Regions from separate parts of the Mus musculus genome. Here region 1 is linked to region 2. The links are chromatin loops, found by intact Hi-C in ENCODE. Cell type or tissue: heart. All regions are shown on one strand. Each heading gives the region's core, and the rest is flanking DNA. Links, peaks and the distances in the headings are about the cores only. Region 1 overlaps Tbc1d30 (TBC1 domain family, member 30). Region 2 overlaps Msrb3 (methionine sulfoxide reductase B3).

Region 1 (16,553 bases), core at 5,390-13,389, 380 kb before region 2:
TTGGGGAAACGATTTGGGGGAAGAAATGCTCCGTGAGATTGCCGTTAAGACAGCTGTGTTTCTGCGTGGTGTGTTTCATACGGACTTTCAACCTTTCTTTCAGACAAAGGGCCGGTGACCAGCATCCTCCCATCGCAGGCAAATAGTTCTCCCGTGATCAACCACCTTCTTCTGGGGAAAAAGATGAAAATTACAAACAGAGCAGCCAAGAATGCAGTGATCCACGTGCCAGGCCACCCAGGAGGGAAAATCTCTCCCGTCCCCTATGAAGACATTAAGACAAAGCTCAACTCTCCATGGCGGACTCACATCCGAGTCCACAAAAAGAACATGCCGAGGACCAAGAGTCATCTAGGCTGCGGAGACACGGTAGGGCTGATAGAAGAACAGAGTGAAGGCTGTAAGGCCAGCAGCTTGGGGGCAGCCGAGGAGTTTCCCTCCGGTCGTACAGTAACAGCTCACAGTGAAGGCAGCAGCGGTGATGGTGATGGAGGCGGCAGCACTCCGAGGACGATCGAAGGGCAGTCTCCGGAGCCAGTGTTTGGGGATGCTGACGTCGACGTGGCTGCAGTTCAGGTGAAATTAGAAGCCTTGGAACTGAACCAAAGGGATGCCGCGGCAGAAACGGAACCCAAGGTGCACTTCCCCTGCCAGCGGCACGCTTCAGAGTTAGCCGATGCCCCTGGAGAAAACCAGACTGCCATCAAACTTCTCCCGGGAAGCACCTCAAAAACCCCCATCTTCAGCCCCTTTCCCAGTGTCAAGCCACTGCGAAAGTCAGCCACGGCCAGGAATTTGGGGTTATATGGCCCCACAGAAAGAACCCCAAACGTGCACTTCCCTCAGATGAGCAGGGGCTTCAACAAGTCCGGCATTGGGAACAGCAGCACCAAGAAGCGATGACGCCTCGAAGTGGCTCAGTGGCTAGACTCACGTGGCAGGCTACGCCCTTCCTGTTTCTTTTGTCCAATAAGAATGAACTGAGAGGTTCAGAGCTGAGCACCATCAGCCCCATCCAAACGGGAATTGGAAGTTCCATGGTGGGGACCAGATGGGACCTTTGCCCATCTGCTGGGTAAAGTGGATTCTGGTGACTAAGTAAATCTTGTGCGTCTCAAGTATGGCGTTTCCCCAATTTTCCTTGTGAGCTCTTTAGAAAAGACAACCTGTAGACTGTTAAGCCCTCTTCTGGCCTTCTCAGGGCCTTTTTGGATCCCTGAAACAACACATTCCCTGACCTTTCTGTCCTCAGGAGGTCACTAATACTCAAGCATGAACGAACACCAGCTTGCTAGAACTAAAACCGTAGAAAGTAAGTTTCTTAGTTGCAAAAAAACTTCCTGATGTTCCTCTTTCTGCTCTGTTGGGGAGGGGAGGGAGTTTGTGTGTGTATGAGTAAGAGTGCCTGTGTGTGCTTGGGTGAGAGTGTGTGTGTGTGCGCGTGCACATGTGTATACTTTAATACCTGTCTTCAGATTATTTTTTATTGATATGCTAAAGCATAGCAAAAATGTCAAGATAGCCTTTCTTTAACTTTCTATTTCTACCTGTGAAAAAGAAAATCTTCAAATAAGACGAAATTGAAGTCAATAGCCAAATTGAAGACTATATGCAGAGACACAGGTGGACTATGCATTAAGCAACTGCTCTGAACGGTTTGCTGATTGCCACCTTTCTGGAGGCTCATTTTTTTCTCGCAAGGACTCGATGGGCTCTGTGTGGAACTCCAGCATCCTCTGAACATGGTTCTGATCGCTACCAGCTCTCTCTCCACTGCAGATGCACAGCTCCAAACCAGAACACCGCACAGTGACTGTTACTTGAATTTTGTGGTTTCGGGTTGCAGTACTTTTGTTACTTTGTTACTTGAACACTGCCTTTCTCTGGAGAAGGCCCTCTTTCCCCCATGTTCTTTCTGTCTTTCCACTCCTACCCTGGTCCCAGCAGATCAGAGGGAGAGCATCTCTTGTCTCTACTATGCAGTTGGGAACTCTGAGCCACACAGGTTAAGTGGCACTTCAGTAACTCACGGTAAATAATCCAGTGTTTCTTCTACGACAAGCTGGTCTATTGCTCTTTGTCCGTGCGCACTGACTGACTACAGAGCTTGTATGAGCCAAGACTAGGAAGCCATTTAATACACAGCCTCCTAATTCAAAGGCTCGTTCTCTAGCTGGTATAGAGTCCCGGAATGGTGTTCACAGAATGAGTTGTGAAACTGCCTCACCATGAAAATTTAGTTCCTTTTCAACATGCTTCACGCGTCTATCCTTTGGATAAATGAAGGGCTCTCCACTCCGTCTCCACCATCATTAGCAGAATACAGTGATATCTTTACCTTCGTTTCCCAGAGCCTTTGGCTCCTCCCAGGAACTCTGTTGAAGCCGTCAATGTTGGTTTGAGTGAGTTGCTTTGCTATTTCTGAAACCAAATCTGGTTTCAGAAGGCTTTTACAATGAGAAGTACTCATTTTTTTAATCAGATAGAGTGGAGTTGTGTGGGCTCTTTTGAATGAAAAACCACTACAGGAATGACACATTTAATCCCCCACATGGTAGTTTTACCCCAAAGGATGCAAGATGGAATAGCTGGTAAGTTGTTACAGTTTGGGCCTGGAGTTCTATCTGAAGTTAGCAGGCCACTTCCTCTGTCTGTAGGGAAGGCTGTGGGTGGGGGGTTGCGTGGGCTTACTTTGTATGCCACCCCCAGATGATGAGACCCACTGTTTCCCAAAGTTAAGCACAAGAAGAGAATTTCTTTTATCTACTAAACTTCATTCACAACGACCACCTAATTATCATCTTTTCTCTTGATCATTCCAATTAAGCATCACACACACACACACACACACACACACACACACACACACCCCATGACTGACTTGAAGAGAAAATGGTTCTCTCTCCACCAAGATCCCTGGCTCTTGAGGGTCTTAGTGTTTGGAGGGAGAGATGGATAATTGGGTGGGGTTGTCTATCAACTGTTCTCTTAGTATCTCGTCCCCCAATATCTTAAGAAAGAGCCGGATGAGACAGCACAGGGTATGGGCCGAGTATTGGTTGAACGAATAGCTGGAAGAATATTTTTGTGTGTGTGTGGTAAAAATGACCATGTCAATTTAGGAAACCCAACAGATTCCTGTTAAAGCTCTCTGTACTGATAACATGCATGCACTGTACCAGGTAATCACAATGTGAACTGACGGACTTCTGAGCCTTGCCACTTAGAGAACAAGAACTCTGTAATAGCCTCCCCTCCCCCGCCCCTCCCCACAGCATGTACAAAGGGGCAGTTGTGACTGTCCATCTTCCCCACGTGTCGGACACTGTATGCAAACACCGGAAGAACTTAATAACTGCAGTTTATTTCCGAGTCTGCCTGTACCCTTTCAGCACTTTTTCTGGAAGTCAACTGCACCTCAGTCCTCTCCAAAAAGATCTAGATCTAAACCTAGTTTGTAATGTCGATCTATGGCTGTAACTGTTTGGAACAATGTTCTCTCTCTCTCTCTCTTTTGTCTAGTTCTGAAGAACTGTACTGATCACAGAGATATATGCATAAAGATTCTCACTGTTGTGGTGGCGGAGTCATTTCCTGTCTGAATGTGCAGGAAGCTTAGCGTTCCTTCCTCCTAGTCATTTCTCAACGCTCTCTCCTGTATCCCGCTTGATCACAGGAGCGAGGGAGACTCATTGAGGCTCCTCAGGGCCCTGTTCATTCCTGCTCTTACCACTGGGTGCAGGGCACCTTTTCATTTGCCCAGAAGGGGACAGAAGAGCAGGCTCCTGAATAGAAGCGGCCAGAGGGAGGAACGCAGGGAGGGAGAGATCATACGTATATGGTGTACATATAAGTTGACCTTTAGACCTGCTCTTTTACTTTGTTTACTAAAGGAAGCAATAATATAAATTTACTTCTTGGTCTTTGAAAAACTCCACCTGGACCGAGAGCTAGGGTCACGTGTCCAGCAGCTTGCGCCTCTCCGCATAGATTCTTATGTAATTCCCAACCTACTTCCGTTGCCACTTACAGCAGTCCTCTGAAGCAGCATTTCGAATACGTCATTTTCCCAAGTTAGAAAAGTAGCATGTTTTAGAACCTTTAGAGCCGTGGATCTTTTTTTCAGGAAGCGCGCATGCGTGTGTTTGCTTCTCACAGCTTCCGGGGGTTGAACTCAGGTCGCCAAGCTTCCATAAATAAGATTTAGAGACTATAGAAATGATTGAGATGGGGGTGGAGGGGTGGATCATAGCAACGGAAGCTTCTGTTCCCCACATGAGATCGTTCATTAAAGTCAGCAACATCTGTGGCCAGGAGCCTCTGCTTTAAAGCTATGGATGGGATGTGGGACCTGTTTGTGGATGATGGCTCACTGATAACAGTGCTTGTGCTCCCCCAAGCTGGGGAATGAATGGGGTCTGGCATCAGCTCCCACACAGGACACTGAGTATCTTGGCCCCACTGTCATAACAAGAGATCACAAACTGGGTGGCTTCATCAATAGATAGTTGTGGAGTTCTAGGGACTGGAGGTCCAAGGTAAAGATATTGGTAGGTTTGGTGTTTAGTGAAGAAGCACACTCTTCCTAGTTTGTAGGTGAACAGGTGTGCGTGTGTGTGTGTGTGTAGTGTGGGGGGGGGGGAGCGTTGCTCATCACCCATGTTCTATCATATTGCTGCCCGGGTGATCTTGGAAAAGGAAAATGTTAACAGGCCCATCTTTCTATTCCTCTGACTTTCTGGAGAAATAAAGGGCAAACTCGTTAGGAAGATCCTGAATGATTCTCTATTGTTTCCTCGTGGTCTCTCCCCGATCATCTGCATTCTTGATTTAGCATCTCCAGAACAGCGGTAGTGAGCATTTGTTGGGCTTCTGTGTGTCAGGCATTATATGTCCCTCAGGGATCACTATTCTAGGAAACAAAGCAAGGTGGTTATACTCTCGACCATTGCCACCTGGCTGATAAATCACAGAGTATGCTGTCTGGCCGAGGCCTGATAGTTTTCCTTGCTAGCTGCCTGACAAGAAGGTATAATTAATTAGTTTTGTGTTATTGTGACAAATACCTGAAACAACCAAAAGGAGATTTCTAGGCTCACGCTCCCAAAACCTTCTGTAGATGGTTGATTGGCCGTTGCTGTGTTGGGTATGTAGCAAGATGGTGGTGGTAGTGGGAGAAAGTCAACCACATTATAGCCAGATATCAAAAGCAACCAAAAAAAAGGAAAAGAGAGTGCGGGAATTGGATGTAGCCGCATGGGCCAAGATGTTTACTGCCTTGCCTGAGCATGTGCCATGAGGCTGCATGTGTGGGCTGCCTGCCAGGCTGGACCGTTCCTTGTGATCTGGACCTGTCAGCCTATTGGTGACCGACTTGAGCTCGTGCCTGGAGCGTGTGTGAATTCTGATTGGATGAGGTGGGGTGGAGCTAGATGAGGTCATTCGGTGGGAGTATAGGAGGGTTGTTTAGCCTTTGCCCTAGGTAGAAGCTAGTAGTAGTAAGAGAAGCTGTTGTAAAGGGAGTTGTTGTAAGAAAAGCTGCAAGAAGGAGAGCAAGTAAAGAAGCTACTGCGTGAACCCGTGTCGTTCCTGTCTCCGCCGGAGTGGAGATGACCTGCGACAAGAGAGAAGTCTACAGCCTCTTCGAGGATACATCCCAATGATCTGGAGACTTCTCACTAGGCCTCTTTGAAATTTTTCTACCTCATCTCAAATAGTAGCAGGGTGGAGACCAAGATTTTACCACACAGGCGTCTGGGAAAGACACTATGCAAACTATGACAGTCAAATATAACTTGAAGATTCCCCAACGTCCCAGCTCCTCAATATTTTATTCCTCCATGTTCAGAGAGCTTAGACCTCTTCCTTGTTCCAGTTGGTCTGAGGAACACCTACTCATTCTTGTAGTCTTGGCACACCACATCAGTGGGGTCACTAATCTCTGCCACTTCCTCCTCCTAAGACCAAGGGCAAGCTATTTAACATTTGGGAACGTCAATGTCCGTATCCGTAAAACCACAATCTCAGGTTCATGGTGCCTGTTGTGGTCCTAGGCTATCCTTGTTGATCAGAATTTATTGCCTTCCTTCCATAACAAAGGACTGGCTTTGCCTGGTGAGCTAGCCCCCGCCTCCCTCTGTCTATACTTCTGGTGAGATTGATGGCCCCAGAGTCCAAGGCCTAAGCTGAGAGCCCCTCAACATCTTCCTCCACCCTGGGTGTGGTGACTGATCTTTGGCTCCCACTTGAGCAAAGAAAATCAATCAATTCCTAGGCTTTCCTTTCAAGCTTTCAGGGGAGCAGACTCACTTTGATCTATTGGACTTACATTTGGAAGGGAAAAAGCCTGCAAGGCGATGCTGGCCGCTGGCCGGTTACCACGAGGGGACAGCTTGTTGGAGAATCGTGGAGTTGAAAGACAACACAGGCTCATTCCAAGTCACGTTGGCTTAGCACCAGACTTGACTCACAGCACTTCATCCTAATAACTTTTGTGACATCAGTTAACCACCTTCTGCTTCTTGATGATAGCCAGCTTGGTTGTATCACTGGTATGGAAAAGCACTTCCCCATTGCAGAGGTAACACATACATCTTCTGAGATCTCTCTTATTTCCCTGTCTTCTCCATCCTTATAGCAGAAAATATGGGGAAGTGAGGGGAGTGAGGTTGGGGGTATTGGGGCAGCTTTAGGGGGAGCATGGTGCCTTTAGGCCCTTTGAACCTCTGTAGGCCTTGAATCTTCTCCTGTCATGGGACACAATGCCAAGTATGACCCATGCCCTGCCCCCACCCATATCTTGTTTGCCACATCTGTTGCTTTTATGGCTAAGAAAAGTAGAATGATTAAAAATGAGAACAGTTGTTTATTTGTTTGTTAGTTTTTTGCTTTGTTTTTAAAACTCCCAAACTCAACAAAATTTAGAAGCCCCAGCAGTATATTTGGGAGCAGAATGGAATTTGAGTGAAATTCCTAGGTGGCCTCAAAGCGAGTTTCCTCCAAAAGCTCCACGCATCCCTGATGGTGTCTACAGTGTAGCAAGAGAGCTGGGTTGGGAGCCTCTCAAGCCCTGTGGGGTTCAGCAGAGCCACTGGAGCACTCACTGGGAGCACGTGAGAAAGGCCTCCTGAGACAAGGGGACAGAAGAACTTGTAAGCCTTTTCCCAAAGCTGTAAACACAGTGGCGGAGTCACTGGTGTGAACGAGCTCTTGGACCAAAGGGTGTTGAGGTCTGAGAAACGTTGAGTTGCCTACAGTCTAGGCAGTTAACTGAAAGTGAAGGCGTGCTTAAAGGTACCCATGTGGCCATCCCCACATCCTAAGAAAACACTACTACTACCATTAATAAAGCAAATAAAATCCAACCAAGCAAATATAGGTGCTTCTTGCGCGCACTCGACTGGCCAGGAAGAACAACGCTGCAACAGGATCCTTCTGCACATGTTTATTGGGAGAGCTTGATTGTAGAGGCGAAGAGACCCCGAGCCCAGAACTGGTGCTGCTTTTATAGGCCTAGGAGAGGTGTGTCTCACACCCGGATTGGTTATGCACTATGCCTCATTTGCATGTTCCTCATCTGATTGGCTACTCTCTCTTTCTCTCTGTACCTCACAGAGCCTCATTATCATACCTCATTTGCATGTCTCACATCTGATTGGTTACTCTCTCTCAGTACCTTACAGAACCTCATTATCATACCTCATTTGCATGTCTCACATCTGATTGGTTATACTCTCAGTACCTTATAGAACCTCATTATCATGCCCGGGCCAGGCAGTGTCTTTGCAAAAAACTTTACTGCATATGTACACATTGGTTGTTTGTCCAATCTTATGCGTGGTGGCCAGCAGTAGTCAGTGCCACTCAGCAACGACACATGTGGCTTCCCACAGGTGCTTCTTTCAAGTGACGACCCGAGTAAGAAATGTTTGTGAATCAAGGGATAGTTGCCCCTGGGAAGCCGGACCTGGGGAAGTCTAGGAAGGGCACGATCAAAGGTTTAAGTCAATACCAGATGGCAGGCTCTCTACTCCCTTTGAAAACTGACTGATAAGTCATTTACGTCAACTGAAAATCGAGTCCCAAGTATACCAAAATGTTATTTTTTTTCCCCCAGGATATCCTGAAGTCTGTTTTCAAATTCCTTTACCACATAGAAAAGCAAGGCGATGCAGGTTTCAGGGTCCACAGGAAAGATGCTTAGCTGATGTGTCAGCATGCGTAAGATCGCCTCAGTTCAAGTATGCCATAGCTTTAGTTTCCGTTGGAACACTGGCGTGACTTAGGGGATACATTGATTAGCTGCCTTTGCCTTAGAGATGGATGTTCAACTCGTTGAAGTGAGTAGTTAAATCCAGTGTCCTAGTTAGGGTTTTACTGCCGTGAAGAGATGCCATGACCAAGGCAACTCTGAGAAGGACAACATTTAATTGGGGCTGGCTTACAGGTTCAGAGGTTCAGTCCATTCTCATCAAGGCAGGAACATGGCAGCATCCAGGCAGGCATGGTGCAGGAGGAGCTGAGAGTTCTACATCTTCATCTGAAGGCGGCTAGGAGAAGACTGGCTTTCAGGCAACTAGGATGAGGAAGGGTCTTAAGCCCACGCCCACAGTGACACACCTACTCCAACAAGGCCACACCTCCTAATAGTGCCACTCCCTGGGCTGAGCATATACAAACCATAACATCCAGTAAAAATGAGAAATCTGTAAGCCAGTTCTCATTACATTCTGGCACGGATTTTGCTTTTGATGCCACCTGTGAACAGCTTGACATCATGTCACAGATGAAATCTTTTCGACATGGGGTCCCGAGTTAGTCATCTTTCCTCAGGAAAGCAAACGGAGTCGCCACAGTTAACATCAACAACTTTAAGGAATTCTTGGAGTCAGTGATGACTTAATATTCCCTTCGTTCTGATGAAATGTAGTCTTAACCAGCGAGACAATGCTATCCTCTTTCTAGGCCTCTCTCAGTGCAGTCATGGAGGCAGCTACGACCAAGGACAAAATTTGCTACTAATTTATTACCATGTATCTGGATCATCTATCGTTTTCCCCTTTGTATTTCCAGGTCCTGTGAAATGTGGAGAGCCTCCTTCTCTACTTCTTCATACTTAGTAAAACATCCTGTTTTCCTTTTGCTTCTCTTACGGTTTGCTTTTTATGCTTGTCTCTTTCTGGAATTCACTTTTACATAAGATGTGCATTAAAGTGTCCTCTTAACATATTTTTCCCAAGTGCTTACCCAGGCTGTCCACAGCATTTGTCAAGTGGTCCATTCTACTGATCTGAGTGCTGTCTTTACACCATGCTAAGTCCCTGTGTTTCTGGACTTCCAGATCTACAACCGAACTCTGTGTTCAAACTGCACTACCCAGGCAGTACAGAGCTACTCTGGCTAGGTGGGGGAAAGAGGCTACACCCGTTCCCGTGCCTTCTCTTTCTTGCCGATGATAATCTAGAAGATTGGGGTCCTGGAGGTCAGAGTTTGAAAGCCACCGATTTGGCCACTACCTGTTTCTCACTGAAGATGGAGAATCTCACTGATGCCTCTTCCCGCCCCATGTGTATAAATGCCCCTGTGAGAGAAGTCACATGAGGTGAAGAGCCCCTAGCTCATGTCCCAGACAGCTAGCTATGGAGGCTCTTGTGAAGGTGTTTGAGAGAAATTTTCAGGAAAAGGGGACAGTCATACACAGAGTTCTGTATATCTATGTCCAACTACCAGGGTAGTTACAGATGGGGAAATACCAACAGGTACAATGGACCATGGAGACGGAGGGAGTGTCAGGCTGCGTGTTCGCCTCGCGTTGTGGTGCTCAGAGAACAGGCACGTTGCTCAGGGGAGGCAGGATGCCATCCGTAACTACCAGGGATCTCAGTCGGTTTCTTCTCGGGTGGGAAACAGTGGCACCTGGGATGTTTGCTTGTGGGTCCCAGTCTCCTGTGTACCCAGTTGCTGCTGGGGTACCGCAGGGAGTAGGCACGGGGATCCCTGGTCTTCGCTTCCCCTCAGGGTGTCTGTGGCCAAGCAGGAAGAGGAAAGGCTGCCTGTTAGGTTCAGAATGAATCCCAAGAGTACAGAGGGGCTGGGAGAGAGAAGGCCTTCTTCCTGGAGATTTGGGCGTGGCTTTTTACCACGAAGCCCCGCCCCCGCCCTACCCCCCCCCCCCCCCCCCTTCGTGGCTATTCGTAAGGAAGAGACTATTCTTGCTTGTCCAAACTTTTATTTGATTGCAAATGTAAATGCATACACCTTACTCTGGGTGAACCAGGGATTAAATACATTTTGCAGGAAGGGATGCCCAGGGAGGGAAGCTCATTGGCCTATCTTGATACCTCATTAGCATGGAGAACTCCAGGTTTTTATGCTATGTGGCTGATTGCATGGTCTGCTGGGTGTTTGTGTGTTCATGCGTGTGTGCCATGGTTACACACAAGTAACATAGTTACACGAACAAGTAGATCGTGGCAGGAAGCTGGCTCCACTCCTGCCCTTCTTAATTCTGAGATTCTGAGTCTGCTCAGCCTTACCAGTTCTTCTGTCTGGTGGCAGGCCACTTGTTCCACAAGGGAGGACATCAGCTATCCTATCACTTTACCCCTTATTCCTTTGAGACAGAGTCTCTCACTAAACCTAGTTAGGCTGGCTGGCAAACCTCTGCAAGCCCTCCTGTCAATCCCAGCATCCCCTGCACTCTAGGATGAGAGGTGAATGTGTCTTCTTCATGAGAGTTTTAAAGTTTCATCAGTGTAGTAAGCAAACAACTGGCCACCACAGATGTTAGGTAGTAGTTTTCATATGCAGTACACACTAGCAGCCGCCTAGGGTATGTGCATTCTGGAAAAGACTCTGGCTGTGCATCGACTATCAGGGGATTAAGAGTAGAGTTAACCTACATTCTGGGATGAAGTGTTCAGTAAATTCCAGATGGGTCAAGTTAATGATTGTCTTCTGCACTCGTTTTCCCAATCATCTGTCAGGTTACATCTACTTGAGAGGAGAGAGAGCAAGCTTTGGGGTCTCCCTTTCTCTATTACTGGCACTGGAGGACTTGCGATTCATCAATCTGACCACTAGATGCCGCTGTTGCTTCACGTGAACATTGCCATCTGCCGGACTGCGAGGGCTGTGTGTATGTAGGGGCACTTCCCGCTGCCCTTTAGGTTACAAGGATGGCTCTTTTGTTTTTCCTATGTCCTCGAGCCCATTTTGTTCATTCGCAGACATATGTACTCGCAAGTATGTACATATGTATTCGCAAGAGGCGCTCAGGTACAAAGTTTGCTGCCAAAGACTTCCGCGTCTTGATGAATGGTTTCAAATAACTTTCTTTTAAAACTTGCTAGAGGCTACACAAGGTGTCTGTCCCAGGCTGTACAGAAGGCAAAGTGCGGCAGCCCTCCTTTGAAAATAATATGTAAGGTAAGGTGTCACACTGGGGACAGGAGTAAAGGTCACCCTCCTGGGTGCAGAGCTAGCAATGGAATAGATGCTCTCTGTATGTCTTGATGTTCCAGAGACCTCGGAGCTGGAACAACTCTGGAAGGAGATCGGTTCAACCTCTTCTTTACAGAGACCAACAATTTGGCAACCTCATCAGTGGACCAGTGCCTTTGTGGATACCCTCTCCACACCTCCCTACTGATGAGATACGCATGGGGCAGTTTCGCTAAAGAGTGTAATCTGCGTATGCTCTAATTAGCCTGCCTTCTATGGCCCAGGATCTCCTCTCATGATTTCCAGCTCAGAGTCATTCAATACCCATTTACTGAGCAGTTTGAAGTCCAAGGTCCTATGCTAAGTCTTCTCAGGGTCTGTTCCATAGGTACTTGAGATCGATCTGACTAATTTTTACAGGCTCCAATTCTATATCAAGAAATGTAAGAGAAGCTAGATTCCACTCATCGATGGTGTTTTACAAATCTCAAGTGGTGACTTAGTTCCATGGTTTTAGTAAAATGTGGTACAGATGGACGTCTGTCCAGGGAATGTGCAGAGCAACAGTGTGGGTGAAGGGCATCGGACACAGGTAGCACAAGGTATACACACCACGTGCCCTTGAAGTCTGCGGTGCCTCCTTTTCTCTGCCTTCCTCCCTTCCTCCTTCTCTCCCTCCCTTGCTCTGTCCCCTCCCTTCCTTCTTCTCTCAAGTCTCATATCCATTCACATCCCCTCTCTCTGTGTCTCTGTCTCTCTGTCTGTCTGTCTGTCTGTCTCTGTCTCTGTATCCCTGACTGGCCTCAAAATCATGGCAATCTTCTGGGTCAACCTCTTCAACGGTAGGATGGTAACCGGGAGCCACCACCCCTGGTCCGACCTTTAGTTTATCGAGCTCAATAACTGTTTACAGGGAACATGGCCTGTGGGGCCTTTTCAGTTCCAATCTCCAGGAGGTTTCAGCTTAAAAGGGTGATCATAAGGCCAGGTAGCCTCAGTTTTTTCTGTTTTGCTTTGGTGGGGGGAGTAAATGTTTATAAGAAGTCACACCTTTTCTTACCAAGGTGACCCAAGTGGCACTTCTGGTTTGTTTGCCATTGGCTATAGTAACCCTCAGTATTACACTGGCTGGATCAACACGTGTTGGTATCACTGGAAGAACTAGCTGTGTTAGCCAAGCCACCTGGTTCTAAGTGTTGGGAAACCCCTGGAAACTGAATAGATAATTAATACCAAGAGAAAGACTTGGCGAAGCAGAAGGACTCCACAGGGAGTGGGCAGGCATAAGAGAAGGTAATGGAAGAGTAAATTAAAGGAACAAACACAAGGAAAACACTGGATGGAGTCTTAGCCATCATGTGATGCCGCATCTCTGCTCTGACGATGCTGACGGTAAGGCAGCCACCCATTCTGGTAGTTGACAAGATTAGTAACCAATAATGTTCCAACTTGCAGATATCAGATATTAGTCATATGTGTCATTTAATATTTCCACACCATATGGTCTAGTCACACCCTACCTGGGCCCTAGGTTTATCTAACGAAACTAGAACCCTATTTCCACAAACAAGAGAGTTGGTATTCTAGGGAGAAAAGAATTGTTACTGCAAGACCATGTGGTAAAGACAGGCGGGCAAGCACAACCGAGGAAGACATATCTGTATATGTATATACTTCATTTGGGTATGCAAATACTCGATTCTCTGTTTCCCGGAGAAGTTTTCACGTAGCTGGCAGGGCACTTTCTTAGCTTATTGACTTCCGCTTTCAGCCGCCTGCTGTGGCTCCTCCTTTTCTTCCCACCCATTTAATATTGGGGTGTCCTAGAGCTCAACCCATGGTCTGCTGATCAATATCTGCTCCCATTGGAGACTTGTTCTAGGCTCATGTTTTAAATACTGTTTTATGACAACGACTTTAAATGGCTGCTTCCAGCCCATAATTCCTTCTGAGTTCTAGATTACAGACTAGCTGTCTACACAGTATCTGCAACTGGAAAAGAACATTTCTACATGAACTCTGGGTCTGCCTACCCAGCCTGCTCCCTTCAGCTTTCTTGTCTCTGTGGATGGTAACTAAGAAGAGCAGTTAATAAAGCCAGAAAATAAATAGAGGTTAGCTCACACAGGGACCTGCACGGAGGCTGAACTTTCTCCGAGGACAATGCAAAGATACACCTATTGTTTGGGTAAGCGTTTCCCCACAGGCTGGAGGTGTGGTTTTCAAATGCAACAGTATTTCAACATAGTGATTTGGGTATGCGATTTGATCTTAGACTTCATAGATAGGTTTGTTATTTAGTGGCATGCTCTGAAGGTGGGACATGGTCACAGGAGGTGGATCCTTGGAGTCATGTCTTGGGGGCATATTCTGTCCCCATCCTCTATCTCTTTCTCCCTCCCACCCTCTTCCCTCTCTCCCCCTCCTCTCCCTCCCCTTCTCCCTCTCATTCTTTCTCTTCTTCATGCCAACATTAGCTAAATAGCTCTGCTCCAGCATGCTCTTCCAAAGTGACACCGTGAGCCACTGCATCTTGTACATCTTTTTTTACCTAGAACCTGCTCATCGAAGTAGAACTGGCTGACCATGGCTGGAGCCTCCAAAGCCATCAGCCCAAGCCACCATTCTTTATACTGAACATTCTGCACATGGATAAAAACAAACAAACAAACAAACAAACAAACAAACAGGTAAACAAAACCTAGCTAAAATGAACAACGAAGAACTGTCAGCAAGAAGTGGAATTATCTGACATGCTTCGAAAGGCATGCTCTGGCTGCTTCATGAAGAACCGACATGAAGGGATATCAGACAGAAGCAGAGAGGCCTGGTAGGAGGCTGATGCAGTAGCCAAAGAGTGAGCTTGTGGTGTCTTGAGCCAAGGCTGAAGCAGTGGAGCTGGAGAGAAACAGCTATATCCTCCCTGCGATCTGGAATGTTAGTGGGATTTCTTGGCAGGATGCAGAATGTGAAAATAAGAGACCAGTCAGAGATGACAGGGAAAGTCTAGTCTGAGCAGCTAGAAGGGTGGAGTCACGGCTGCTGAGAGGTGGGTTCGGGTGTGTATTAAATATTGGACGAACTTTTGAATGGGAAACTGAAGATTCTATTTAGTTCTGGAGAGAAGTCTGCTCTGGATGCGGGAATTGCGGAACCACCAGCCAATAGACACTATCTAGAACCCAGTGACTGGAAGAGAGCACAAAAATCTAAAACAGCCAAAGGAGACTTTCCTGTGGATGCTGACATTGGTCCCTAACTATTCTGGTAGTTTCAGTGGGGCACAATAGCTACTGACCTCTGGTGGTTAGAGGCTAGAGGTACCACGGTGTGTCCTACAGTGCACAGGACAGCTGAGTACAGGACAGACAGGTCAAAATATCAGTAGCGTCGATCTTGAGAAAACCTTATGTAGATGGAAAGAGGAAGGTGAAACACTGAGCTGGGGACTCGGAAGCATTTAATAGGTTGCTCAGGTGACAAGGAGTCAGCAAAGGAGACGATAGTCATCATGCAAAGGGGAGTGACCCAAAGGCGGGGAATCTCAGAAGGCAAATGAAGAGACACAGTTGTCCCAGGAGGTGTGCCAGGCGTTGTGGTGCACTCGAGAGCTGAGAGCCAGTCAGGAGTCTTGGTAGCTGATAGACAGCCACAACAAGGGCCAGAACACAGGGCAGAAAAAGGCAAATGTCTAGGGGTCGGTTATTGGGGGGCTTGGCTTCATAGGCCAGGAGCAGGTTTGGTGGATTGCACCAAACTAGGCCAAACCAATACGGAATATTGTTGTTTTGAAAAAAAATGTTATCATTTCATATGATGGCTGGAGCTAGCTGTAGGTATCTTCACAACACATCTGTTGACTTTCCTTGTCTCTTTCAATTTGTAGGACTAGGCTTCTTTTTGTTTATTTATTTTATTTTATTTTATTTTATTTTACATTACAGATTTTATTTCTCTCCCAGTACACCCTCCGAGGGTTCCACATCCCATACCTCTTCCCCAACCCCGTGTCTCCACGAGAATGTCTCCCCCACTCCTATCCTACCAGACCTCTGAACTTCCTGGGGCCTCCAGTCTCTTGAGGGTTAGGTGCATCTTCTCTGACTGAACCCAGACCCCGCAGTCCTCTGCTGTGTGTGTGTCGGGGCCTCACGTCAGCTGGTGTGTGCTGCCCGGTTGGTGATCCAGTGTCTGAGGGATAGACTTCGTTGTGATGTTTTGGATGGTGCAGATGTAGGGTTATGGATGTCCAAATCAGTGGGTCTCAGCCCCTTGGGTGTCGTTGGATAACCCTTTCACAGGTCACTTAGAACCATGGGAAAACACAGATAGTTACATCATGATTCATAACTGTCACAAATGACAGTTATGAAGTAGCAACAAAGATAGCTTTATGGCTGGGGGGGAGTTGTTACCCCAACATGAGGAACCATATTATAGGGACACAGTGTTGGGAAGGCAGGGAACCACTGTTGTAAACTACTGTGGCAGCCACTTACCTGGCTCCAGTTTGCTTCCCTTCAGGCGGGTCTCTATTGAAGAGAGCTTTCTCAGCGCTAACTCAAATGCTTAGTTTTCCTGTTTAGAAACAATGTATACTTTCCCTTCCTCTTCGGGACAACAAAGGCTCCTTTGTGCGGCCTTGGTCCCCCGCTATCTCAGGTTAATTTCCTGCCTGTCTCCTAGCCTGGTAGCCTGTCTCTTCCCTTCACCTTTGTTGGACAGCCCGTGTCCACTATTCTAGGGCCTGTCCTTGTCTTTCGATTTCTGTCCTTGTGCCCAATTCATTTACTCCTCTGTGACCCCCTGCCTACTTCTCTGCGTCTGGATGACTGCCGCTTCGTTTTCACAACTCATTTCCTTCAGGAAGTTGTAGGAACTAAGATTAAATTTGCTTGCGAGTAACAGAAAGCACAATAGCAGATTTGTTTCTGCTCTGGAGTTGGGGGGTAGGAAAAAGGGCTGCACTGTTTTAGGGCCCATATGAGATGCTTCTAGAATCTGCTCTTGTAACAACCAGCATTTAACAGGAACTGGGGACTAGCAGCTTGGTGTTTCTTAGATTTGGGCATTGCGACGGGATTCTTGCCCAGTATGTATCTTTAATTCTA
Region 2 (16,553 bases), core at 4,497-12,496:
ATCTTTTATAGGGGTTATTTTGGTTTCTGTGGTTGTAGAAACACCACAAATCTCACTCGAGCTGACCAGCACATTAAAAGTGCTTCAGTGCTCACTCTTCTCTGTGGGAGGAATTTAGGAATAATTGTCCTGCCTTGCTTCTATTAGTCAAGATGGATGCTGTAGTTGAAAGTGGTTGCTTTTGCATTATTGTCTTCATACTTTTAAGGATTATTTTCATCTAATGAGTGACCTTTATTATATTTACTGATCACCAGGGGTCTCAGTCAGTGTCCTGTTGCTGGGAAGACACACCACGGGCAAGGCAGCTCTTACGAAGGTCAACATTTCATTGGGGCTGGCTCAGACATTTAGAGGGTCAGTCCATTGTCAGCATTGTGACATGCAGGCAGACATGGTGCTGGAGAGGTAACTGAGAGCTCTACATCTGGATCCACAGGCAGTACAAAGAGAGACACTGGGCCTGATTTGAGTATTTGAAATCCCAAAGCCACCTCCAATGACATACTTTCTCCACTAAGGCCACACCTGCTCTAACAAGGCCACACAGGGCACCCTGGGGACCCAGCATTCAAAGCTCTGAGCCTATGGGGGGGGGGGTGTTTCATTCTTATTGAAACCACTACACCACCACATTATTTTAAATTCTGTCAACCTTTAAATTCATTAATGATATTTTGACTTATACATCCTTCATAGCCCGGAATCTATACTTGAGCTGATACTTTTTATTTTTTAATTAGATATTTTCTTTATTTACATTTCAAATGCTATCCCTACACCCTTCCCCCACCCTGCTCCCCTACCCACCCACTCCCACTTTTTGACCCTGGCGTTCCCCTGTACTGGGACATATAAAGTTTGCAAGACCAATGGGCCTCTCTTTCCCCTGATGGCCGACTAGGCCATCTTCGGATACATATGCAGCTAGAGACACGAGCTCCGGGGTACTGGTTAGTTCATATTGTTGTTCCACCTATAGGGTTGCAGACCCCTTTAGCTCCTTGGGTGCTTTCTCTAGCTTCTTCATTGGGGGTTCCTGTGTTCCATCCTATAGATGACTGTGAGCATTCATTTCTGTATTTGCCAGGCACTGGCATAGCCTCACAGGAGACAGCTATATCAGGGTCCTTTCAGCACAATCTTGCTGGCATATGCAATAGTGTCTGGGTTTGGTGGCTGATTATGTGATGGATCCCTGGGTGGGGCAGTCTCTGGATGGTCCTTCCTTTCATCTTAGCTCCAAACTTTGTCTCTGTAACTCCTTCCATGGGTGTTTTTTCCCCTATGCTAAGGAGGAATAAGTATCCACACTTTGGTCTTCGTTCTTCTTGATTTTCTTGTGTTTTGCAAATTGTATCTTGGGTATTCTAGGTTCCTGGGCTAATATCCACTTATCAGTGAGTGCATATCAAGTGACTTCTTTTGTGATTGGGTTACCTCACTCAGGATGATATCCTCCAGATCCATCCATTTGCCCAAGAATTTCATAAATTCATTGTTTTTAATATCTGAGTAGCTGATACTTTTTTAAACGAGAAAAGATATATTGATATTTATTTCCTAAACCTGAGGTAATTCACTAAAAACTAGCATATCCCTTAAAAATCATTTGATTAAAAAAATTATGAAAAGGCATAATAAGGAGGTTGGACCATTCTTATTGGATAAGCTGACTGCATATGGTAATATATTGTGGAATATATAAAAAGTCACCAAATTTTGTGCCAAAGAGGGGCCTGAGACAATGGAATTTGCTGGCATTTCGGTGAGAGATTACTGTATCAGTCACAAGGGTGTAAGTGCTGGGAATCCAAGATCGCAAGTGTTATGAATAATTCTCAGGGTCATGTGCAAAATTAGTTTTCAGCCCTTGAATACTTTATGTTTGCAGGGCAGTAACCTTGAAACTGTAATTTATAACTTCTGCTGGGGTTGATAAGAGCTGCTTAGCCCTTTGATTTTTTTGCACACACAAAGCTGGGTCACTCTAAGTCATCTGAAACAACTGGTTGCAAAATTTGAAATTTTACTTTTTGTCAAAGTAAAGAAATATATGTATGTGTGTATGTATATATATATATATATATATACATACACACATACGTACATACATAAATACATACATACATATATAAGGTCACTAAAGTGTAATTCCTGAAGTAGAAAAAAAATCATTCTTGTGAAGTTATGTGTTTAATGGTCTCACCTTTCCATATTCTAAACTAAGTTAATTAAATTCTGTAATTGTATAACTCTTTCTCCCTCCTCCCTCCTCTCCATCCCCCCCCCTCATTTCCATACTCTTCTCCTCCTCTTCCTCCTTTTGTTTTCCTTCAGGATAGGGAATGTAAAATTCATGCGCTGTGCTATATGGTGTTATAACACATTTCATTTAATGCAAACTTTAATGAAATAACTATTATTATAATCCATATTTTAATGGTAAGGAAACTAAAGATCTGTAGAGATCTCTAGGAAATGGGATATTTTAGGGAGGAACTGAGCAGTGGGTCATAATCAGAACATAATATCTATCTATCTATCTATCTATCCATCCATTCATTCATTCATTCATTCATTCATTCAAATGGTATAGGTTGGCTGTCTCCTAAGAGCCAGGCGCCGAGGGAGGCACTAGAAATAATAAAGAATGTGAGAGTCAGAGTCTGTTGAAGGCTGGAGCTCTACAAGCAGCAAGAGAAGTGACTCTGATAGGTCTTAAAAGTGGGATAGATTGGTCGAACCGTTCTCTGGTGATGGGGATGAGTCTTGGAGCATGTTAAGTCGTGTTTGCACGTGAGCAGAGTCAGTACCCAGGGCGCGTGCAGCAGACAGCCGGGCAGATGTGAGGGGGATCAGATCGGAAGCGAATGGCTCTGCTCGGAGCAGCAGAACTTCTGCTAGAGTTGGTTCCCCCTCCTAGGTCAGAAGAGAAGGATACATTTAGGCCGCAGAATGGAAACAGAGCTGTGGTCAGTTAGTGTCCCCTGGGTAGCAGTGGTTTCAGTAGAACCAGGAAATCACGCCTGCAATCTTGGTGATGTGTAGTTGGGAATATTTTGGAACACAATCAGAAATATAGAAATAAGAATAAATTAGTGAAGAAAGAAAGAAAGAAAGGAAGAGAGAGAGGGGGGGGGGGAGGGAGGGAGGGAGGAAGGAAGGAAGGAGCTGAGTTTTGTTTTGAGGCAGGATCTTATCCTGTACACCAGGCTGGCCAGGTTCTCATGTAGCCTGGGCTGGCCTTGCACTCAACATAATCCTCCTGCCTCAGTAATCCTCACAAATCTGAAGCTAGCCTGGGCTACTTAGTGAGACCTTGCCACACAAATGATACCATAGACATAGATACTTTAACTTACAGTCCCAGGCCAAGAATTATAGAACCAATTCAGACAACGTTAGGAAGTGTTTTTCTTTGGATGAAAAGGTCATTTGGAGCACAGTATGCTTTTCCTATGTTAATTTTATTTTTATAAAAAAGATCTGCAAAGGCGCTAAGCAATACCTTCCAGTGTCACCTCTCTGTCTCACTCCACTGAGGTGGCTTCAAATCATTATTTTTTGACACTTCTATAATTTTGATATAGTCATAGCAATGTATATTGGCTTTTCAAACTTGGGTAATATCCAGATATTTGATAGCTAAGGGTTCCTCTTCCATTGCTTTTGTAGTTTGTCTACCAGTGTTTACTAGTCTATTGATGCTGTGATCTGTCTATTGTTCATTTTACAGCACCCGTGTATTTACTGCTTAGCCTGTGATAGCCCAGAGACTAGCTGTGCTGTGGTAGAGAGAGACACAGCAGAGGGACTCAGACACTACAGAAACTTATTTTTCTCTCATGTGCCAGGTCAAACTTGGCAACCGTCTTTGGTTCGTGGCTTTATAGCCTGGCCTTCTTCATCAAGCCACTTCTGTTTGGGGCTTACACATGCTTATGAACTGTGAACCATGTCCCAGGAGTGGGGGACATGAAATTGAAAGCAAGCGACTTCGCCTTTAAAGTCCCTCTGACAGGTCACACCGTCTACAGACTTACGTTTTCTTTCCCACGGTTCAGTGGCATATTCCAATCTAGTTACTGGGAGACTGAGACCTGTGACTGTATGCTGAGCTAACATCCCAGGGGGTTCTGTTATACAGGGAAGATGGACTTTAGGGAGCCATTTTATGGTCAAGTTGTGCTTCACAAGATGAAGAGCCTGATGCCTTCAGACTTGCTTCTGATTGCCCTTCTGGCTTTCTTTGCTAAATCCTTTTTGTTCTCATGTGTGAAGAATGCTGCTGGTGTTTGCAGTGTGTTCAGAAACAGCCAAGTATCTGTCCATGGGTTATTTTTTTTTAAATAACATAATATATGTGTATATATATAAAATTAAAAAATAACATATATATAGCTTATATTGTTATGACATGTGTATATGTGTGTGGGTACACAGGTGTGTGCATTTGAGTGTGTATATGCAGTGTGTATGTGTGTGTGAGTGTGCATGAATGTGTATATGGTGTGTGAGTGCACATATGTCTGTGTATGTGTGTGTTGTGTGGTATGTGTGTATTTGCATGAGTGTGTGTGTATAGTGTGTGAGTGTGTATGTGTGGCATGTGTATAAGTGTGTGTCTGTGTCTGGTGTTGTGTGTGTTGTTATTGTTGTTGCTGGCTGCTTATTTTTAGGTTGAAAAAAAAATGGAACGGTTTCTATGATTGCTTAACCTTAGGGTTGGAGTAACTAAAGTTACTGGCAAATATGTTGTTTTTTCCTTGTATTTATTGATTGGCTACAATGCGAGCATCGTGTCTGTGTGCCCTTGTGTGCAGGCTCCCCTCTTGTGGAATCAGTAAGATGCTGCAGCGGATGTGGTTAGTGCTTGTGGAGCCATTTTGGGATAAAGGATTTCATTCATTCATTCATTCATTCATCCATCCATCCATCCATCCATCCATCCATTCATTCAACTTTTACCAACTTTGCCATGGAGTGACTGGCCGCTTTGCTTTCTGAAGGACTGGGGCAGAGTTACCTCTCTGTGGTGAAACAGCAATTGTCTGGTCTTCAGTGTCTTTATCTAGGAGGCAAGTCCTCTCCTGCCACCATAAGAGGAGCTTTGGGACAGTCAGTAACGAGGTGATTAATGGGAGAGCGACCGTAGGCTTTCTGTGACGTTCCATGACCTTGGCGGTGGACTTCTCATGTTTCTGGAATGCGTTTTCTGAAATAGGTACAGTAATCTTTAGCACCAGAATTCCTGTCCGTGAGGATTAAACATATATTATTTTAAATTGTATTGGGGGCGGGAGTAGGGGTAGATACGCATGAATTCAGGTGCTCCTGGGGCCAGGGGTACGTGATCGCCACGGAGGAGCGGCTGTTACAAGTAGTTGTGACGTGACTACTGGGAACTAATTTGGCTCCCCTAGAAGAAAAATGTTCCCTCTTCACTTCGGGGCTCTCTCCAGACCAAAGGAATTTTTAATATAGTAGAGGAGATTAAAATAGACTTTCTTCTGGCTCCATCACTTGCTGCCCTGGCACGTCAAACAAGTTCTTATCCGAACGGTAATTCTTGCTGGAACAAACTATTGCAGATACCAAGGGCTGCACATGCTGAAGGCTCCCTTCTTGTTTGCATTGCATACTCTCTGTGGGCCAGATGGGAGTTCTATTCCTTGTTCCCTTCCTCCGGGGTCATGGTTAACAGAGCTGCTCTGGACTAACCGTAGAGCTGGGATTATTACAGAAGAAAAGCAAACGTTGTATGGTTTCACACCAACAGCTAAGAGGCTCGGGAAAGCGCCACTTTGACCAACTCTGCAGCTTATGTATTGCTTGGAACGTGTCGTGTGGCCTCTCCACCACCAGGGGGCAGCAGGAGGAACCGCATTCCTAGCGTGGGAAGTGGAGAGCCAGAAATAACCAGAGAATAGCAAGCAGTAGGAGTAGCTACCTCGGAATCACACGTTCAGACTCACAGAGTTCGGACACTTGAATCCGGTTACTATTCATGGTAATATGAAATGCACGCGTGCAAATATTTAAATAACATGAAGTAGATTAGCTTATGAAGTTATAAAACGATAGGGAAGTTCCTGCGAATAAAAGCACACAGCACACACACAAGCAGATAGCACTGTTATCTAGAAACCTTTAGAAAACGAGGCACTGGGGGCTTTGAGGAAGGTCAGCTCTAGAGCTTTATAGCTCTCTGTCAGATTGCAAGCATCTGGAAGGTAAAGATTAAGTATGAGAGAGTAAGCAAACAGAAACCCAGAGGGAGTCGAAGGACCAGGCTGGGATAAAAGGAATAGTGTTTGAGATACAGACACGGTTTCTGCAAAGGGAGAAAGTGACCATCAGCCATAGGAGATGCCGCCAGGGGGCGCTGCGCCTCTGTTCCGTGGGATCTGTAGTGTTAATGTAGGGGTGCCATGTGCCTCTCTAATGACTGATATCACAAGCTCTATGTTTACGGAGGAGGCTTGCAAACCTCAGCGTAAAACACCTCATTGAAGCGTAGCGTGGTCAGTGAGGGTCTTAGTGTGATCTCAAGGACTCGAAAAGGAAAACCAGAACAGCAGAAAGAAACAATTGAAAAACCAGATCTAAACTGGGCCTGGCGAGGCCGAGGGGCACGAGGTGGAGGCCTGCCTGGGATATAGACTGTGCTAAAGGCCGGCAAGACCCCATTTCACATAAAAAGCGACAGAAATGCCTGGGATGAAGTGTGGTGACAGAGGGATTGTCTAGAAGGGGCAGGGCCCTAGGTTCAGTCTCCAGTCGTCCTCCCCCTGAAAGTATTTTTTTTTTTACATTAAAAATTAAACTGCTTTATGTGGGTTTTTCTGTCTTGTCGATGCTTTTTATATACCAAGAAAAGAAACAGGGCATCTGAGTTCAGATCGCTAAAACCCATGTGAAGACAAAGTGTAGCTGAAATACACATATAACACAGAACACATATAAACTGCGACATCAATGGCCCCGTTAGAACAGTGCATAGGTACATTTTGCACTGTGGTAGAAAAAAAGACATTTTAAAGCAGCAGTTCTCAACTTTCCTAATTTTAGTTTGAAAATGGTTCGGAAGACTGGGGCACTCTTAAAACCCAGGCTTCCGCGCATCAGAGTTAGCAGAGGTGGTGCCATCACTACCTATCCAGCCGCTGACTTCACAGAGGCAGCAGCTAAAGGAGCTGCCCATCCATTCAGCCAATGACAGTTGAACATAAAGTATGTCAGGCCCCATGCCCATGAACACAATGTTTCCAGTTGGACTTTATAGCAGGCATTTTAGTTAGAGGTTCAGAGATGCTATGGTAACATTTCTACTAAGGGAAATGGGGAAAGTGGGGGTTTGAGAGACTGCACGGGTCAGTGGAGCATTTTCTGTCAAGGGTGGTCTTTATTTTAAGATTGCTTTCCTGAGCTGGGCAGTGGTGGCACACACCTTTAACCCCCAGCACTTGGAAGGCAGAGGCAGGTGGATTTCTGAGTTGGAGGCCAGCCTGGTTTACAGAGTGAGTTCCAGGACAGCCAGGGCTACACAGAGAAACCCTGTAAGATTGCTTTCTTGGTTCTTGCTGTCAGCACACCTTTTTTTTCAGGAGAGAAAGAAGACCGTGGTGAGATCTGAGTGTTATGTTTTTAAAAATTGCCCTCGACAACATTCTAATTTGCAATCGGCTTTTGGCGTTGGGGGGAGAGCATTTCACCAGCTTGTGAAAACCCCTCACGTACACAGTTCTTTGCATTTGTTGGCGAGGGATCCGACCTTCAGGGCTGACACTTCAAGTCCACGGGTACAGTCAGCTCTATCTGGAACTAATTATCAGCTTGGTGAATTCTCTGGATTCCCTGGTAATGCTCTCTCTTGCTAGTACATTGTTCAACTGCAGGGCAGAGAGGAAAACGGGGGAGTCGGAGAAGACCCAAACCAAAACCACTCGCAAACTGAGTTCAGTCATGATCTGGACGTTAGAATTCTGAGGCAGTCGGGGTATTAGATAGGAAAGTAGAAATCTTTGAAAATCATAAGGTGTTTGAATTATCTTTGAATTTTTAGTGAGGGTGCTTTTCAGCATCCCACCTGTTACAGCCCTGGCTGGCAATCATACACTGTCACAGATTTCAATTCCTTTTAGCACCATTAGCAAAGCAGCTGGGGGAGACAACACTGGAAATGAGATGCCCAGAACAACCAGTTTTATAGGTTAATCATTTACATTGAGTCTTCTACTCAGGAAGTGACTGAGTGCTTGGTTGTCATGTGCTGGGTAGTGAGATACAAAAAGGTCCCCTCCCTGCCCTGCAGCGTTAATTTAGAAGAGGCAAGAGTGCAAACCACACCAGTATCCTGAAAACTGCCATAGGAGAGCCGGGGGCTCGTCAGGCGTTCTGTAGGGTCAGCGCTGGGAAAGCTATGCTGTGACCAGCAGATGGTGGGAAACAGTATCAGAGAGCATGGACTCGCAACGGAGGCTTGTTCTGGGGAAACCGTGAGCAGTGCATCCAGCAGGGCCATGGGACAGGATAGGATGTGGTGAGAAACACAGGAAGAAGGCATGGAGTTAGATGGATGGGGAGGAGGGGTCTGGGAGGACCTGGGAAGAGTTGAGCAGAGGTGAAACCAGGATCAGAATGTACTGATGGGAGATTTAGTTTTCGTAAATGTTTTCCGGCTCATGTAATACTAAGCAAATATCTGACAGCTAACTTTTTTTTAAAAAAACATATACCACATACTAGGAGAGGTCCCTTTAGCTAATTGCTCTTTTGAACTGCTATTTTAGAGTCGGAGAAGCAAAGGTAAGTAACTTGTCCAAGGTCATACAAGCAGTTACAGAGACAGACAGAGTTCCAGCCAGGCAGTCCGGCAACAAAGCTAGCACACATCCACGGTGACAGGCATCTTTCTGGGAATGGGTTGTGTATTTTACATCTGTCGTCAGGGTCCGTTTTCTATTGCAAGTGTAAAAATACACACTCCTCCCTCTCTTCCCTCAAAACCTCAGTCCCAAAATATTGTTTACCATGCTCCTGTTCCCGGACCGGACACATTAAAGGCGCATCTCGTGGGTGCTTCTGTTGGACGGAGCTAAGCAGGGCATGCAGACACAGGTGGGCAGAACTGCCTTTCAGTCCATGGCTCAGACACATATTCCCAGGGTGCTGGGCACTTCACAAGCATTCTGTAAACTTGCCCACCTTCTCTAACATACTTGTGAGCATTCACGTAATTAAGGCTGTATCAGTGCCCAGCCTATAACACGGGAGATTTGTGAGTGGCTCACACCATGACAGGTTGTGTTCCTTCGTTCTTCCACATCCGAAAAGCCAAGGTGTCTGTGTCAGTAACTCTATCCATTGCTGCACTGCTTGGTGTTAGTATAGCACTTCCAGGGTCGACTTTAAGCACCAAAAAGGAAACAAAGCAGTTTAAACGCCCCCAAACTGGGCAAGACCAATTTGCCACTAGATGGCGCTCTGGCTATTTGGGTAGGGGAAAAAAAAAAAAAAAGATCGAGTAAGGACTATTAAATCACAGCCACTTTGAGCCCCTGGTATTTGCAGTCCTAGGCTTTTAATTGTAGCCGGCATCTTTGTTCTTTGCCTGACCTGCGGAGTGACGTCACTGCCTTGCTTCCTGTGTGCTGGCTTTGACACAAGCCAGATGGCCACAGTGATCCGTAGGCGCCCAGGCCGCCTGGTACAGCGGTTGATGAAACGGAATAGGAAGGCATTTTATGGTCAGCTGCGGGAGCACTGAGAGGCCGCAGCTTTGCTAAGTAATTACATTTACCGCACATACTTTATCCCTCATGGGGAAGGGTCTCATGGAGGGGGAAAAAAAAACTTACATTTTTATTTACGGCGTTGTGAGGTATAGACCTTTGATCTTTTATTAGCCAGTAGTCTGCTACAAAGGCATGCAGTCTTTGCCTGCTCCGCAGTCACTCGTGAAAATGACATCTTTATTTATGTCTAACGGTTCTCAGGCTGCGCATTGTGATTCTTAGCCCCCACCCCCACCCCAACCCCTCCAGTTAGTAACACAAAAATGTTTTGCTTCTGTAGTGAGTTTAGTTTGGGAAAGTCAGAGTTCAGGCATGTTAATACAAGCAGATTTCGGTCAGATATACTCCAGAGCGACTTGGTCAAATAGATTACTGTTTATCACATGTTTGCTCTTCAAGGGGGTCAGGAGAGTCCAGGAAAAGACTTTTATTTCAGGGTAGGGAATGGAGGGGGTGGCGGCGAGGAAATGATCAAGACATTAGTTTCATTCCATCTTTGGACATTAGGCAGTTGAAGTTACTTAACACGGCGTTTTTAAATAAAACACGAGAGATTGATAATCACCCAGTATTCTTCAATCTCATTTGAACTTAGTCCACACCAATCACGGCCCTGCGTGAGATCTTTACGCACCAATCATGGCCCTGCGTGAGATGTTTACGCACCAATCACAGCCCTGTGTGGCATGCTTATGAAAACCCCACAAGCTGGACTTTTGTCTTAATATCGTATAGGTTGGGGATTCTTCTACGTGATTCATTTCTCAAGACTTCAGTAAAATATTTTCTACCCCTTTCAATGTTGGGTCATGAGTTCTACTCCCAGAATTTTATTTAGAGGTTAAAAATCATAGAATTAAACGAAAGGGCACCTTCCCTATGCCTTCTTCAAAGTTAACGGATTGTGGAGCAAAGTCTCATAGTCGTCCTTCATCTTTTGTTTTTTTGTTTTTTTTTTTTTTCCCTTGTCTTAAAGGGCAAGTCTCTACGTAAGGACACATTTTGGCTCTGCTGTTAAATGAGCGTTTCCCACACCACGTTTGCTCTGTGTCCTTGGATCTTCGAGCCTCGATTGCACTCACATATGTACTGGGGATAAAGCCAGCCTCCTCAGCGAGTGCAGGAATTCACAGTGGCAGGGAGAGTCAGCTGTCCATCCGAAACCGCCGCACTATGGTTTATTAGCACTGTGCGTGCGCTTAGCCCTAGGTCAACCCAAGCCATCAGTTGTTCCATGAGTGTGCCTACCGTTCCTGAGGTTTTAATTCGTTGTTTTTGTTTCCTCTTTCCTACTCAGCTTCTGCCGCTGCCTTTGCCTCTGCTGGAGATACCACAGCTATGTCTGCCTTCAACCTGCTGCACTTGGTGACGAAGAGCCAGCCCGTGGCCCCGAGAGCCTGCGGGCTCCCCTCAGGTTGCCAATTGTTGTTCTGTGGTAGGGCACCGGGCAGAGTGGGTATTTCTGCTGCAGGAAATGGTACACCAGCATGCTTTACTAAACTTGATCTCTTTTATTTGGACCCTAATTTAAAGATGGAGATTGGTTACAAACCCTCACCGTCCTCTGAGTGACACCCATTTCCATGGTCCTTTCAATATTGGAGGTCCCTCGCCCAGCACTCACTTGTCACCAGTGTTTCCCCGTGTCGTCTTGTTCTCCAGTGCATGGGTACACATCTACAAGTCAGTGCACAGGAGGTAGAACTTTCAGCTTGTTAAGGGAATGCCAAGCTTCTCGCTGTACATGTGGCCGATCCTTTAGGGAAAAAGTGAAAATGGGAAACTTTAAGGTAATTGTGTCACGTATACTGTAGCCAAGAGTTTCTATTAACAAGAACCAAATAAACAGAACGGATATAGCATGTTTCAAACTGGGTCCAAAATTAGAACCACAGGCTGGAGAGATGGCTCAGTGGTTAAGAGCACTGGCTGCTCTTCCAGAGGTCCTGAGTGCAGTTCCCAGTAACCACACGGTGGCTCACAACCATTTGTGATGGGATCTGATGCCTTCTTCTGGTGTGTCTGAAGACACCTACAGTGAACTCACATACATAAAATAAATAAATAAGTCTTAAAAGATAAAAATAAGATAAGATAGAACCAGTATACTTTTTAAAGATGTGATTTTTAAGCACTTAAACCAAAGAAGCATAAAAGTTCAAACTTTCACTGTGTGTCTATAACATTTAAGTTAGTATCTCAATTTTATTATGAAATTCGCAATGGTCAAATGTTTTACTTCAGTGAATATGATTGTTAATACTATTTATAGTCCCATTACTGTATACATCTTTATCAATATATCCGGTAGAGAATTTTATTATGTTATTAAACACTTACAAAGAGTCGAATGCATGCCGTGAGCAGTGGGGATATGGTGATAAACAAGGCTCAGTTGATTGGGTTTTTCAACAAGTAGAAGAGAGAAATAAAACCGGAGGAGGCCCTCTGACCATATGTTGGTGTGGCTAGACTGGACACGTCTGTGCCTTGGGTAGAGTGGGGAGCAAGAGCGGAGTGATCCTAGCTGCCTTCTGTAGTGACAGAAGTTTTGGAAGGGAGGTGGCTCTCTGAAGCTTAGGAGGCCTCCACAAGGAAGATGGCTGATCGCAAAGCATGCGCAGCGGTTAATTGCATGGCCCGGAGTGGGGAGAGGGGGATTTCCAGTACAAGGGGTGGCGGAGGGGGGGGGGGGGCTCTGGGTTTTCCTACACAGCTATGATAGGGCTTGAGATAGCAACTTGATTTCAAGTGTCAGAGAAGGCACTTGTAAAAAGTAGATTTCACGTTGTTGATCTATGACAACTCAGGAGTAAATGCAGCCTACTGCACAGAGCCCCGCCCCCAACCCCTTTTTGGTACGCTGCTCCCTGGCCTGCGCGTGCGTGGATGGATTTGAGGGCGCGCGGTAACATCAAGAGTCGGGAGTCTTGAAGCCGGTGATGAGAGCAGATGGGAAAAGGTGAGGGTAGACAGAGACAGAGAGGCGGGCTGCAGACCTGGCAAGGCTCACCCATTGCATTGTGTCTGCACATGAGGGAAACCTTTCTACCATACGGCAGTTTTTCATCGCTATAGACACGTGCAACAACAACTGGACCACAAACGTACAGCCAAGGCTCCGTGTCTATTTTCTCCCTAACCCCCGTTGTAAATACCGCTACGGGGAAAAGCATACAGTTTTGTAGGGCGAGTTTGCTACCCACAGCGGAGACACAGAGTTTATAGAAGAGCAGTGTATTCCTTAAAATGTAACAGGCTCATAAAGTGTTCCACAAGGACACTGCTGAGTTGAAATACAAATGACTGGAACTTTTGATGACGAAACAATTCAGACATAAATTCAACAGAACCCGGTAAGGAGCAAGCCATTCCAGTAGGGTGCTCAGTGCTCAGCAAGCAATTCTGGATCCAGACTGATGGAAATTGGAATCTGGCTTTGACTCTTACTGTCTGGACGTCTTAGTTCCCATATTTTCAAAAGAAAGAAAATAATAGGTCCTGTCCAAAATGGCTGCTGTGAGAATTAAATAAATTAGCGTATCAAAAAGGTTAGGACACTGCCCAGTGTAAGCACCATAGGTATTTTCACTAGGCTCATTACAAAAATGATATATATTTATAAAATATATTTATATTTTTAAAAATGGATATATATTTATATCCATTTGGATTTATATTTTTCCATGAAAATAGGCTTTTAAAAACACTTAAATGTGTATAAATTTTCTCTCTCTTTCTTTCTTTCTTTCCTTCTTTCTTTCTTTCTTTCTTTCTTTCTTTCAAGACTTATTTATTACTTATATGTAAGTACACTGTAGCTGTCTTCAGACACACCAGTAGAGGGCGGCATCATATGTCATTACAGATGGTTGTGAGCCACCATGTGGTTGCTGGGATTTGAACTCAGGACCTCTGGAAGTGCAGGCAGTGCTCTTAACCACTGAGCCATCTCTCCAGCCCCCATAAATAAATTTTTTTTTAAATTTTTGATGCACTTTTATTTTTATAAAGTTTATTCAAATGTATTATTCTATATAATCTTTTAGTGCTCTCTGAAAGATCAAAATATATTTTAAACTAAACATGCATGAAAAGTTCAAGGTATCTAATTTTTTTTTCTTTCCATTTTTTATTAGGTATTTAGCTCCTTTACATTTCCAATGCTATATCAAAAGTCCCCCATACCCACCCACCCCCACTCCCCTACCCACCCACTCCCCCTTTTTGGCCCTGGCGTTCCCCTGTACTGGGGCATATAAAGTTTGCGTGTCCAATGGGCCTCTCTTTTCAGTGATGGCCGACTAGGCCATCTTTTGATACATATGCAGCTAGAGTCAAGAGCTCCGGGGTACTGGTTAGTTCATAATGTTGTTCCACCTATAGGGTTGCAGATCCCTTTAGCTCCTTGGGTACTTTCTCTAGCTCCTCCATTGGGAGCCCTGTGATCCATCCATTAGCTGACTGTGAGCATCCACTTCTGTGTTTGCTAGGCCCTGGCATAGTCTCACAAGAGACAGCTACATCTGGGTCCTTTTGATAAAATCTTGCTAGTATATGCAATGGTGTCAGCGTTTGGATGCTGATTATGGGGTGGATCCCTGGATATGGCAGTCTCTACATGGTCCATCCTTTCATCTCAGCTCCAAACTTTGTCTTTGTAACTCCTTCCATGGGTGTTTTGTTCCCAATTCTAAGGAGGGGCATAGTGTCCACACTTCAGTCTTCATTCTTCTTGAGTTTCATGTGTTTAGCAAATTGTATCTTATATCTTGGGTATCTCTCCAACCCCCATAAATAAATTTTCATTTAACTTCTTTTACTTTAACAGTACCACAAATGCATGTTGCTTGAGATATATCGCCTCTCTCCGTCTGTTGTCTCTTTTGAACACTGATGTTGTGTGTGTGTGTTACTTCTGTGCATCTCTGGCAGTCAGGTGACAACTTATGGGTGTGTTGTTCTCTCGACCACATAGTTCCTGGAGATTGAATCCAGGTTGCCATCTTTGGCTGCACGTGCCCTTACCTACTGAGCCATCTTGCCTTCCCCAGCCTGTGTTTGATGTCTTTATTCCCTGTGGATGCTGGATGTTGTCCAGCACCAGACGTCACGTTCTGTAAATATGTGTGTCTTCCATTCTCACCACCCCATATTGACAAAAACCCAGAGAAACCTTTTTTTTTTTTTCTTCCCTTGGACTGGCAAATGAGTTGGTTAGGGTTTCTCTCACTTTCAAGGGTCATTCTTATTTGAAGTGCAGTGAGCGAGCTTGTTATCTACGCCTCTAATGGGGTTTTACTCTTTGAGAGGCAGGCACGCTGAGAAAGTTATTAGATTTAGCGACAGTGATACAAACTATTTGAACTTTCAAATTTAAAAAATGTCGTTGTGATGACGAGAACCCTAACCTTTACGACTTGGTACACAGAGGGAAAGAGGGCAAAATGGGAGGCATAGGAAATTAACATGAAATTTTTATTTCTTGCTTTAAATCCCTGTTCCTTGGCCCAAACCCATTACGACAGAAATGTCTGTAAATCAAAAAAGATTTTGGTTCCTTATCCCCATTAAATTTGAGTACTGAATAATAATTCAATATCGAATAGCAAATTAATTTTGAATAATTATTCAACATTGATTTTGAATAATAATTCAATACAAAATAACTCCAGAGCTAAAAGGAAATAATAATTGAAACAGGCTCCTAAGATTGATCGTAATGGGCTGGCCTGCTGGAAGCCTGTATCTCAGAAGTGATTTATCATTTTCCAGCTCTGGCTTGCCTTTCTCCTTATTTTTTTAATAATGCATAATTTTAACTAAGAGCTTATTAGGTGCATCTGAGTTATGGTTCACTCATGTTTGTCATTAAAGGTCATTTTTCTCACTCAGGATTTCTTGGTAATTTCCCACAACAGCTCCTGTAAGTATTATAAAGCACCCCGGGCCCGGAGCAGAAACTTTGACCACAGTTCTGTCCTTGGCTTGTGTGTGACCCTGGACATGTCTGTGAGCCTGCCCAGATTTCCTTCTCCTCTTCTTTAAAATGAAGAAGGAAAGTTAGATAATCTGTTCCATCATGGAATTCCGTGCTTTGTTTTTCTTCTTAGCTACAGTTTTCATTTCTGGCTGGAGGTGAATTACATCGCAAATGTCAGTATTAATTATTACTCCAGACCTACAGGAAAGTCTGCTAGGTAGTACTTGAGCACCAGAATCCTCGTCACTAAAGCAAGATGAAAGGACTATCCGAAGAGGGATCGTGCAGCAAAATTTGATGCACAGTTTTAATCCTAGGGAAAATTTGGTATTGCGGTGGCTTAGATCAGATAGCATGGTAGTTCTTGGCCAACTAGAGGCGCTGTCTAGATAGGTCTAGTTCTAGTTCTAGTGATAAGCCACACTTCACACCATGCACACAGGAAGCAGTTGAGACTCTGAAGTCACCTCATCGACCTGTTTAACAAACCAGCCCACGACTGCTAGGTCGTTTGGGAAGATAGCGTTCTAGTGAATAAATGAAAACTCCCAAGGGCTCATTCCGAAAATGGGGTTTGAAATACAAAGACCATGCTCTGTGAGAGGAGAACTAGTGAACCAGGGGCTTGCGACTCTAGAACGTGACACAGCGTCTGGTGGTTGGTATTTCTTAAACGAATATATATGCACACATATATACATACACACATGTATACATATACACATATACACACATATATACACACACTATATACATATTCACATATATAC

Evidence for each region. Hi-C counts contacts between places; a loop is a spot of excess contacts. Peaks named below come from ENCODE experiments on the same cell type or tissue, not always from the same donor. Only the 100,000 strongest peaks of a DNase experiment are listed, where the experiment ranks them.
Region 1: a loop joins it to region 2, with 3 times the contacts of the local background. A loop is called at or near these places in 14 of 42 quality-filtered maps.

Annotation. Positions count from the first base shown.
Region 1 is chr10:121,251,175-121,267,727 of GRCm38, reverse strand. Tbc1d30 (TBC1 domain family, member 30) reads left to right here. Exons shown (of 13, transcript NM_001361015.1): 13 at 104-3,909. The coding sequence ends at 903. Among named protein-coding and RNA genes, the nearest start is that of Gm35404, 16 kb to the right of the region's middle. In heart, for the core only: no CTCF peak of the experiment used is centred there; no DNase peak of the experiment used is centred there; H3K27me3 peaks cover 1,113 bases.
Region 2 is chr10:120,865,696-120,882,248 of GRCm38, reverse strand. It overlaps Msrb3 (methionine sulfoxide reductase B3), which reads left to right. Exons shown (of 7, transcript NM_177092.4): 2 at 11,098-11,214. The coding sequence starts at 11,139. Among named protein-coding and RNA genes, the nearest start is that of Gm15910, 16 kb to the right of the region's middle. In heart, for the core only: CTCF peaks have their summits at 5,846 (motif pointing right), 6,384 (motif pointing right) and 9,475 (motif pointing right); DNase peaks (open chromatin) are centred at 5,478, 5,858 and 9,668; H3K4me3 peaks cover 1,933 bases; H3K27ac peaks cover 6,288 bases.